Linked DNA regions of Homo sapiens: region 1 is linked to region 2. The links are chromatin contacts, found by Hi-C in ENCODE. All regions are on one chromosome and are shown on one strand. Each heading gives the region's core, a stretch centred on a gene start or an enhancer-like site at or near the end of the contact. The rest is flanking DNA. Distances are from core to core; before and after follow the strand shown. Region 1 holds the start of ZAR1L (zygote arrest 1 like). Region 2 holds the start of MTMR6 (myotubularin related protein 6).

The links. A loop is a pair of places that touch in the nucleus more often than their neighbours do. Pooled maps may share reads with other maps.
Region 1: a pooled map shows a loop between it and region 2 (7-fold over the local background). The contact joins the promoter of ZAR1L here to the promoter of MTMR6 in region 2. A Hi-C loop is called at or near these places in 4 of 50 pooled maps.

Annotation. Positions count from the first base shown.
Region 1 is chr13:32,311,620-32,316,612 of GRCh38, forward strand. It overlaps ZAR1L (zygote arrest 1 like), which reads right to left and starts at 3,744. Exons shown (of 6, transcript NM_001136571.2): 1 at 3,696-3,744; 2 at 2,711-2,931; 3 at 1-474. The coding sequence starts at 306. It overlaps BRCA2 (BRCA2 DNA repair associated), which reads left to right and starts at 3,889. Exons shown (of 27, transcript NM_000059.4): 1 at 3,889-4,048; 2 at 4,803-4,908. The coding sequence starts at 4,842. RefSeq lists a silencer at 2,940-3,160, a cis regulatory region at 3,279-3,345, a promoter at 3,674-4,170 and an enhancer at 4,279-4,548.
Region 2 is chr13:25,285,208-25,291,922 of GRCh38, forward strand. It overlaps MTMR6 (myotubularin related protein 6), which reads right to left and starts at 2,281. Exons shown (of 14, transcript NM_004685.5): 1 at 2,017-2,281. The coding sequence starts at 2,040. RefSeq lists enhancers at 1,661-2,281, 1,985-2,324, 2,425-2,594.

The DNA.
Region 1 (4,993 bases), core at 2,494-4,993, 7.0 Mb after region 2:
AGCCTTGTCCACCCGCGGGCTCACCTGCACGCCCACCTCCTTGGTGTTGGGCTTGCACAGCCGCGGGCTCAGGCTGGGGTTCATCTGGGAGAGAATGGCCTTAAGCTGCGCCCTCTTGTAAGGGTCAATGCAGTAGTCAGGGGCGTTCGCGGGCACCAGCAGCCCTGGCCTGGCCAGAAAAGTGGGAGGACCCATATTTTGCCTCCAGTCGGGCTGTTTGTGCCCTGAGAGTCCAGGCTGGCCCAAAGGCACTGTGCTCCCATAACCCTGGTACAAGCCATAGGGAACACGGACAAAGCGCTCCATCCGCTCTCAGGTGCTCAGGCGCAGTCTAATATCCTAGCCAGTTTGTTTGGGTCCTTATTTTGCCTTCCTCCTTCATCCGCCCCTTCTTTCTCTTCATCAGGTTGGTTCAGATTCATTCCTGGCTTCTCCATTTATTTCAGATTCTAATGGGAGCTGCTGCTTATTACCCTGATTGAGGGAGAGAAGCTCTATCTACAGATGTCTAATTGCCACCTGATTCCTACCTAATTGCTTTTCCCTACCTCTTCACTGTTCGGGAATCTTTTTTTCAAAGCTGTTTTTCATTTCCAGCTTATTCACACATATGCTTTAATTAGTGATTAATTCATATATTCCTGTAGTGACCATTCTAAAGATCCTTTGTAAGGTAATGTGGTAATGTTAGATAATGTTTTAAGGTACAGCCATTATGGACAACAGTATGAAGGTTCCTTAAAAAAGTTAATAGAAGTACCAGATAATCCAGTAATCCCACCACTGCGTATTTACCCAAAGGAAATGAAATCAATATCCTGAAGAGATACCTTCACTTCCTTGTTCGTTGTAGCATTATGCACAATAGCCAAGTTATGGAAACAATCTAAGTGTCTGTTAACAGAAAAATGGATAGAGAAATTGTGGCATGTATTTATACAATGGAATATTATTCAGCCTTAAAACAGGAGATCCTGGCCAGGCGCGGTGGCTCACACCTGTAATCCCAGCAGTTTGGGAGGCCGAGGCAGGCAGATGACCTAAGGTCAGGAGTTCGAGACCAACCTGGCCAACATGATGAAACCCTGCCTCTAATAAAAATACAAAAATCAGCCGGGTATGGTGGCACGCTCCTGTAATCCCAGCTACTCGGGAGGCTGAGGCTGGAGAATCACCTGAACCCGGGAGGCAAAGGTTGCAGTGAGCTGAGATCACACTACTGCACTCCAGTCTGGGCAACAGAGAGAGAAAGACTCCGTCTCAAACAAACAAACAAACAAAAAACAGGAGATCCTGCCATTTGCAACAACATGGGTGAAACTGGGGAACATTATGCTAAGTGAAATAAGCCAGATAGAAAAATACTGCATAAACTCACTGATATGTGGAATCTGAAAAAGTCAAATACATAGAAGCAGAAAGTAGAATGGTGGTTACCAGGGACAGGAAGTTGGGGGGAATGGAGAGAGACTGGTCAGAGCCTAAAATGTTACAGTTAGGTAGAATGAATGAGTCTAGAGATCTAATTTACAGCATAACGACTACAGTTAACAATACTGTATTTTATACTGAAAAGTTTCAAAGAGAAATTTCAGGTGCTCTCACCGCACACAAAAGAAAGGTAATTATGTGAACAGATGGATATGTTAATTGCTTGACTATAGTAATCATCTCACTGTGTACATATACATGTTGTGCACATTAAATATATACAACTTTTAGGAAATAATGGTTTTTTGGGTTTTTGTTTGTTTGCTTGTTTGAAATGGAGTTTCCTTGCTCTGTCTCCCAGGCAGGAGTGCAGTGGCATGATTTCGGCTCACTGCAACTTCCGCCTCTGGGGTTCAAGTGATTCTCCCACCTCAGCCTCCCAAGTAGCTGGGATTACAGGCACATGCCACCACACCCAGTTAATTTTTGTATTTTTAGTAGAGACAGGGTTTTGCCATGTTGGCCAGGCTGGTCTCGAACTCCTGACCTCAGGTGATCTGCCCACCTTGGCCTCCCAAAGTGCTGTGATTACAGGCGTGAGCCACCATGCCCAGCTGGAAATAATGTTTTTAAGAAAAATTAAAGCATATTGTAAATTGAATACAAATAGTAAATTGAGCAGCTGCACTAGAAGAGAATAGGTGAGAAAGTCTATTATGGTGGAGCTAATAAGTTGCAAGTCCCTGGTACAAAGAGAACAAGAAACATAAAGGTATGGGGGGCTGTATAAAATGACAGAAAATGTTATTTCTGAGACTTGTGTGACATGCCACGGGTTCTCATTAGTCCACTCCTAGTGAGACACCCCTCCCCCACAAAAAGGGGACAAAGCATATTGTTCTGATTTATAGGGTAAATAAATCACAGGTTAGTTAAGTGTATGAAGTCAAATGGACTAGAATTCAAACCTGGGCCTTACTACCAGGCACATTACTTAACTACTTGATTCAGTATCCTCATCTGACAATACTGACCAATTTACAGGATTACTGTAAGATTAAACATGGTATTGCTTGAAAACCCAAAGCAGAATGCCTAACTCATAAAATGTTTGGTAAGTGGCAGCTGTTATTAGTAAGGATCACAGACGTATTTCTTTGCGAATTAGACTTAGAGCAAAAGCTTTAGAATCTATCTGCATTAGTAAGGCCTCCTTCTACAACTAAGGATTACTGATTATCAAACTAAAATGGTCCCTAAGGAACCAAGCGGAGCCCACCCTTTTCCTAATCCAAGGTTGCTTCTGTTTACTGCTCAAGCACCTTCTGGAAGCAGCAAGGCCCCCATGGGAGCAACTCTCACTGAATCCATTTGAAGGTTTTGTAGGTCTTACAACAAACCCTATTCAGCCTTGTATTAGGCATGTTACAGAACCAACGAATTCGGAGATGAAGTCAGGTCTTCCAGTTCAGCCTGCGAGGAAGACAGGTGATCCGAATCCTAAGAATGCAAAAGATGGGCCGGGTGTGGTGGCTCATGCCTGTAATCCCAGCGCTTTGGGAGGCCGAGGCAGGCAGATCACCTGAGGTCGGGAGGTTGAGACCAGACTGACCAACAACGGAGAAACCCCGTCTCTACTTAAAAATGCAAAGTTAGCCGTGCGTGGTGGCCCATGCCTGTATTCCCAGCTACTCGGGAGGCTGAGGCAGGAGAACCACTTGATCCCTGGAGGCGGAAGTTGCGGTGAGCGGAGATTGCGCCATTGCACACCAGCCCGGGCCACAAGAGCGAAACTCCGTCTCAAAAAAAAAAGCAAAAGATACTACCAAGCCCTGCGGAGCAAGGTACCTCACACTTCATGAGCGAGTTAAGATGGGTTTCACAATTTTTCAAGCAAGGAAACGGGCTCGGAGGTCTTGAACACCTGCTACCCAATAGCAGAACAGCTACTGGAACTAAAATCCTCTGATTTCAAATAACAGCCCCGCCCACTACCACTAAGTGAAGTCATCCACAACCACACACCGACCACTCTAAGCTTTTGTAAGATCGGCTCGCTTTGGGGAACAGGTCTTGAGAGAACATCCCTTTTAAGGTCAGAACAAAGGTATTTCATAGGTCCCAGGTCGTGTCCCGAGGGCGCCCACCCAAACATGAGCTGGAGCAAAAAGAAAGGGATGGGGGACTTGGAGTAGGCATAGGGGCGGCCCCTCCAAGCAGGGTGGCCTGGGACTCTTAAGGGTCAGCGAGAAGAGAACACACACTCCAGCTCCCGCTTTATTCGGTCAGATACTGACGGTTGGGATGCCTGACAAGGAATTTCCTTTCGCCACACTGAGAAATACCCGCAGCGGCCCACCCAGGCCTGACTTCCGGGTGGTGCGTGTGCTGCGTGTCGCGTCACGGCGTCACGTGGCCAGCGCGGGCTTGTGGCGCGAGCTTCTGAAACTAGGCGGCAGAGGCGGAGCCGCTGTGGCACTGCTGCGCCTCTGCTGCGCCTCGGGTGTCTTTTGCGGCGGTGGGTCGCCGCCGGGAGAAGCGTGAGGGGACAGATTTGTGACCGGCGCGGTTTTTGTCAGCTTACTCCGGCCAAAAAAGAACTGCACCTCTGGAGCGGGTTAGTGGTGGTGGTAGTGGGTTGGGACGAGCGCGTCTTCCGCAGTCCCAGTCCAGCGTGGCGGGGGAGCGCCTCACGCCCCGGGTCGCTGCCGCGGCTTCTTGCCCTTTTGTCTCTGCCAACCCCCACCCATGCCTGAGAGAAAGGTCCTTGCCCGAAGGCAGATTTTCGCCAAGCAAATTCGAGCCCCGCCCCTTCCCTGGGTCTCCATTTCCCGCCTCCGGCCCGGCCTTTGGGCTCCGCCTTCAGCTCAAGACTTAACTTCCCTCCCAGCTGTCCCAGATGACGCCATCTGAAATTTCTTGGAAACACGATCACTTTAACGGAATATTGCTGTTTTGGGGAAGTGTTTTACAGCTGCTGGGCACGCTGTATTTGCCTTACTTAAGCCCCTGGTAATTGCTGTATTCCGAAGACATGCTGATGGGAATTACCAGGCGGCGTTGGTCTCTAACTGGAGCCCTCTGTCCCCACTAGCCACGCGTCACTGGTTAGCGTGATTGAAACTAAATCGTATGAAAATCCTCTTCTCTAGTCGCACTAGCCACGTTTCGAGTGCTTAATGTGGCTAGTGGCACCGGTTTGGACAGCACAGCTGTAAAATGTTCCCATCCTCACAGTAAGCTGTTACCGTTCCAGGAGATGGGACTGAATTAGAATTCAAACAAATTTTCCAGCGCTTCTGAGTTTTACCTCAGTCACATAATAAGGAATGCATCCCTGTGTAAGTGCATTTTGGTCTTCTGTTTTGCAGACTTATTTACCAAGCATTGGAGGAATATCGTAGGTAAAAATGCCTATTGGATCCAAAGAGAGGCCAACATTTTTTGAAATTTTTAAGACACGCTGCAACAAAGCAGGTATTGACAAATTTTATATAACTTTATAAATTACACCGAGAAAGTGTTTTCTAAAAAATGCTTGCTAAAAACCCAGTACGTCACA
Region 2 (6,715 bases), core at 1,031-3,530:
ACAACTCTACAAATAAAAACAAAGATATATATTCATAATAAATTGAATGAGGAAAGATTTAAAATAACCAAGGGATCCTAAATATTTTCCAAGTCTGTTCACTCTTATCATCCACCTAAGAATAGGATTTGCTCTAGTTGATCAGATTCAGTTTACTTTTACTGATTTTTTATTCTTTTCCGCCCCCCCCCCCCCAATTATGTCACCCAGGCTGGAGGGCAATGGCGCAATCTTGGCTCACTGCAACCTCCACTTCGTGGGCTCAAGCCATCCTCCCATCTCAGCCTCCCGAGTAGCTGGGACTACAGGTACATACCACCCCACCCGGCTTTCTTTTTTTTTTTTGAGACTGAGTCCCGCTCTATTGCCCAGGCTGGAGTGCACTGGTGCCATCTTGGCTCACTGCAATCTCCACTTCCCCGGTTGAAGCAATTCTCCTGCCTCAGCCTCTGAGTAGCTGGGATTACAGGCGCCTGCCACCATGCCCGGCTAATTTTTGTATTTTTAGTAGATATGGGGTTTTGCCAGGTTGTCCAGGCTGGTCTCGAACTCCTTACCTCAAGTGATCCGCCCACCTCGGCCTCCCACAGTGCTGGGATTACAGGCGTGAGCCACCGTGCCCAGCCTTTTACCGGTTTTCGATTGTGTGCTATGCACCGTAGAAAGCATATGAAAAATAGAGGAGCTTCGAACTGATGCAGAAGGAAGTCACGTGCACTTAGCTACTACATAATACATATCTGGAACCAATACAAGAACCTGATCCAATGTCCACTCTAGTCCTCTTTTCCTCTGTGCACCTTCTACGAGTTTGGTTATAGACTTAAGCACCCTTCCATTTTCAAAATTTAAGTACCCACAACTTGAATTCTCAAGTTATTTTATCTTTCTTCTCTTAAAAAAAAATGTTAAGGGGTTAGTTTTCAGAATCTTCAATTTTACTAGATACGGTATGCACAATGTTAAAGACAAGCTCCAATAAAAATTTATGTATACCTTTAAAAGGTTTGTGAAACATTTAAAAAATTTTTAAAAACACAAATTCTTCTTGGAACAATGAAGATAACGAACATCTGTGGTTCCCTAAATGAGCCGTAATTTTAAGATGGGCAGCAACTAAAGGGCTTCAGCTTTGCCAAAACGTCAAGAGGCTGCCTTGCAGTGGGCTCGCAGTGATTTTAAAATGTTATTCTTCTCGTCTCGATTTATGTTTTTCTCCCTCTCAAAGTTAAACTTAAATGTCGTTGGAAACGTAATTTGGTAACATTCTGATGTCATTTCCTTCCGTTTTTAAATTTGTAACGAAATAAAAATATTTGTTCGTTCTCAAAATGAAGGTCTTCCACACACAAAAATTAAGCATGGAGTGCAATAAGGTCAATCGAATAAAGCTGCATCCGACCTTTTAAAATATGGAATAACATTTTTCCCTTCTCCAGAACTCTTGACTACTGACACAGGACAATGCCTGAAGTATGAAGCACAGACACGGAAACACCGGATGCGAAAGACTGGAGACCGAGACAGCAAAGGGAGGTGGAGCGGAGTGCTGATCTCGGTTCCTCCAAAACTCGTACTGTGAATCTGTGACACGGGACAATGAAATGTGAGCAAGGACAAGCTTACACAGCATCATAATGTTAATTTGAAGACGGTTTTCCGGTTGATGAGGCAACGAAAGGCTGAAAGACTCCAAAGTTAAAGGAGCCCCAATTTTGCCCGAGAAAACGTAGAGCTAGGAGGGCGGTGACCAGTTTTCCCAGACTTATCTCTACGCACTCCAAGATGCTGAAAGTGGGACCCCTGCTCCTGTAGGTACAGGAGGCCTCTGCACCCCGCTTGGCCCAAGCTAACCCTGCCCTCCCAGACCAGGCCTGGCCAGACCCTCCCGCCCCGGGCCGGGTCTCCGCCGGGCCGGCTCCCAGCCCCAGTCAGGCCAGCAGAGCCTTCGTCTCCTCCTGCCTCAGCCGGGTCAGAGCAGGGCCCCTGAAGACTGGCGATCCCGCGCCCGACTACCTTGGTCGTCCGGATATGCTCCATCGCAAGGAGACGTCAGCCGGCAGCCGGTCTCACAGGCGTACCATACGGCTACAGAAACAGGGCGGTGACAGCGACAGAGAGCAAGCGGGAACTCCCTCCACCAGCCAGCGCCGCGGGTCTGTCTGCCGGCCCCGGTGGCGTCAACGGCGCAGGTGCAGCCGGTGAGCGCCGTCTCCTAGAAACACTTCCCCAAACCCCGCGGCCTCCCGGGGGACTCGGGGCAGGCAGACAGAGCGTGTGTGGACCGAGAGCGGCTTGCTGGTTCGTCCCGGACAGCGGCGGATCCCACAGCGCCCCCTGCTGGAGGAGGCCGGTACTGCTCACCACCCCACCCGAGGCGGTCTTTGTCATCCCGCCGAGCGGACGCGCGGGGCGGTCGGGGAGGAAGACTGCGTGAGAATGGATCCCGAGTAAAGGGTTCTTGTGGGGTGAGGGCAAGAGTGGAGGATGTTCTGAAGTCCATCGCCATACCACTGGACAGCACCAAATTTAGTTTGAGCTGCAGTTCTACTCATAAGAATGTATTCTAAGGAAATAATCAGATTTGGAGTTATTATTCTAAGGAAATAACCAAATAAGGAAACCAGCCTTATTTGAAACAATCAACTCTCCAATCCTACGGATTCCTTATGTAAAGTATGATGATTAGCTAGTCCTCAATCTGGTCTGGTGTCAGAGTCCCGCCTCCTACCTCAATTTCATACGATGTTAGCACCAGCATCCATTAAAACTCATCCTGTAGAGGGATATCACATAACGAAAATGTTAATGCTGCATTACTGAGTGAAGAAAAAACTGACTATGGAACAATAAGTTCAATGTAGCCGTGCTCTGTAATTTTTATTTATGTAAACAAAAAGTTTACATTTCTAGGTGAGGGTTACAGGTAATTTTTGTTAGAACACGTCTAATGTGGTACTTCTCAGCCTGGAGTGAGTTTTCTCCCCGGGGGACATTTGGTAACATCTGGAGATATTTTTGGTTGTCTCAAATGGTGGTGGTGGGGGGGTGGCGGCGGGGGGCAACTGGTGGGTGGAGGCCAAGTCACAAGTCGGCTGCTGAACACCCTACTAGGCACCAGACCAACCCCCCAACTACAGGGAATTATCCGGCAGATGACAACAGTGCAGAGGTTGAGAAACCCTGCTCTATGCCAGGCGCGGTGGTTCACGCCTGTAATCCCAGAACTTTGGGAGGCTGAGGCGGGCGGATCACTTGAGGTCAGGAGTTAGAGTCCGAGAAACTCTGCTCTACGTTTTGTAAGTATTCTGTACTAAGCCGGTTAAGGTTTGTAATCTTCATCTTTCATACTGTGATTGGTGTTAGAAAAGCCTAACATCTAAATTTTCTTTTATAATTAAAAATTTTGTTTCACTTATTTGTTTCATTTTGTTCAAGTTGTCTTGGTTTGTTTTGTTTTGAGTGCCTACGATGTTTCAGACAGATTGCCAAAGCAATGGAGATGGTTATTAAACACAACAGCCTTTGCGGTGGAGTTGCTGACTCCTCTAAGCTAAATATGTAATAAGAGTTACATTAAACCACCTAGAAACCAACCTTAGTACAGTATCACATCCACCCCCTCCCCCCGAAAAAAAACCCCACAAATCCTGCTCAGAAAAAAAAAAAAATATATATATATATATATATACACATATATATATATATATATATACATATATATATATATACACATATATATATATATAGAGAGAGAGAAAAGTAATGTAGGTCTTTACTGAGGATTGCTTTTTGAGAAAACAGAAAGAGGTGAATTGTATAGCATACAGCAAGACTTTCTTAACAAAACTTTTTATATCATTTTCCTCCCAATTTACAACTTCCTCCTTCCCCATTCCCCTACAGATTATCCTCCCTCTTCTCATCTCCTCACTTCCTGTGTCCTCTCTTTACCAATTCTCACAGAGAGGCAATCATAATGATGTCAGGTGACCAAATGTACTGAGTGCTTTACGGGTATTCTGAGGAAAATGCTATTGCTTTCTTTATTTTAGAGATGAGACAAGCGAGACACAATGAAGTGAAGTAACTTGCCCAATATCACATAGCAGATAAAGCCAAGATCCATGTTATAAAGCCAGACAGGCTGACTTCAGAGTCTGTATTCTTAACAACTGTTTTACATTGATTTGCTTCTCAAAATCCATATTAAAGTTCTATTTATGTTAATATGATAGGCTAGAAAATTACCTAGCTTTACAGAAAGAAAGTAAAATAACAGATAAAATATTAAATGACGTTTCTTTGACTCTTGAGTTGAATACTCTTGCACTAGATAGAATATTCCTTATGGTTAAATCTGGCAATCACTCAGTTCCATTATCTTTCCTCGAGACATCTCTTTAGAGGTCTCCAGATGCTTCTAGGAGCCTTTTCTCCTTTTGCTCCAGTTTGCACTTGTGTTCTCTGAGCCTACTGAATGGATATTATCCTGGGACTCTCCTCACCATGGGCCTGAGAAATGTGTTGGTTACTTGTGCTGAATTTTTAGATCCTGTGGTTTATCTTTCTTGATTTACTTACTTGCATTGTTTTATTCTGATGTAGTATATTCTGTATTAACTTCCTGAGAAAGGGTGAATGGAGCATAAATCCTTGACGGGAAGTTTGGCTAGGTCTAGAATTCTGTAATTTTAATTAGGATTTTGAAAGCTCCCAGAGACATATCCTGACTTTCAATGCAGTTGTTCAGAAATCCGCTGGCATTCCGATTTCCCTTTAGGTGTCGCTTCTACTTTCTCAGGATGCTTTTTGGATCTCTTTATCTCCAATGGTCTAAAATTTCAACATAATAAAACTTAGCTTTCTTGTTTATTTTTCTGCCCAGTGTTTTGAGCTCTGTAATCTGAAAACATAAGTCCTTCAATTCTGGGACATTTTCTTGTATTATTTCTGTAATAATTACTGTTTCGTTCTTTTTCCTTCTTCCTTTTTCTTTTTTCCCTTTAAAAATTTTTTTTATTCTTCTCACCTCTCTTCTCTCCCTCATCTTTCTTCTTTCCTATTTCCCTCCTGTCCTTTCTCCTTTCTTTTTATTTTGTTTTATTTTTATTTATTTATTTTTGAGACAGGGTCTCACTGTGTCACTGAGGTTGGAGTGCAGTGGCACAATCTCAGCTCACTACAGCCTCAACCCCTCAGGTTCAAGCAATCTTCCCACCTCAACCTCCTGAGTAACTGGGACTACAGGCGTGCACCACCAAGCCTGACTAATTTTTGTATTTTTTGTAGAGACGGGTTTTTTCCATGTTGCCCATGCTGGTCTCAAACTCTCGGGCTCAAGTGATCTGCCTGCCTCAGCCTCCCAAAGTGCTGGAATTACAGATGTGAGCCACTGTGCCCAGCCCCTTTCTTTTTTCAGTAGAAATTCCTGGTCTGACTTCCTAATTTTACTATTCTTTCACTCCTATTTTTTAAGAATTTACCTTTCTAATCTACTCTCTAGGAAATTCTTAATACTTCATTGTTTCTAATATTTTTAGAATACTCCATTATTTCTAATATTTTTAATTGCTGCAATTATATATATGTACATGTGTGTATGTATGTGTATGTATATATATATACACACATATACATGCACATACATATATAATTGTAGACAAACCTTGTGCTCAGATCTTGGATTCTTCTTTTTCTTCCTTTTTTGTCTACTGAGCACAAGGTTTGCCTCCCAAAGTGCTGGGATTACAGGCATGAGCCACTGTGCCTGGCTTATATTTTTAATTTCTAAGTGTTTTCACTTTAAATAGACTTTATTTTTATTTATTTATTTATTTTTTAGAGATGAGGTCTCGCTATATTGCCCAGGCTGGAGTGCAGTGGCTGTTCATAGGTGTGATCATAGTGCACTACAGCCTCAAACTCCTGGGCTCAAGCAACCTTCCTGTCTCAGCCTTCTGAGTAGCTGGGAATACAGGTATGCTATACCACAAGATGCTCCAGGCTCATCTTGCATCTTTCCCACCCCAGCCCTAGAATCATCCATTTCCCCAAGGAGCCCTGGTTCCTTTTATTGGAAAATGTTATTAGAATCCAAGATCTGTTCTGAACCCAAGATGACCTAACTGGAAAAAAAAAGAATCCAAAATCTGAGCACAAGGTTTGTCTACTAGAATGTTATTGTTTCTAAGTGAAGAGATCTTTTTGGTTACATACATTTTCCTATTTTTCTTTGTTTTTCAGTTTGTTCATTTATTTGTTTTCTAGCCTCCTGCTCTGATACATGTAAGAGCTCATCTCTCCTAGGTGAATAATAGTTTTCATTTATTTATGTATTTCTTGTAATTTTTGCTTCCTGAACCCTATTCCTTTTAGGTTCTCTCTACGTTTGCTGTTTTGGTCTCTGACTTTGATGTCAGAAGCGATCCTCCAATATCTAATCATCTTTAATGGTCCTTTCCAGCAATAAAATGCTGATTGGAAACTTACTCTTTATAGGAGAATTTGCCTATTGTTAAGCTTCATTATTGAATGATGGGGTAGGGGCTTGGTACTTTTGTTGGGGGTCCCTACATCATTATTTGAAGACCCTGTGCATGTGAAAGGCACAGGGAGCTCTGGGAACAGATGTCCTGTTAGCAGCAGTAGCTGAGTAGAAGCCCCAGTCAGGTACCATATATAGGATCCAGATGATCCAGGCCATCTGCCTCTC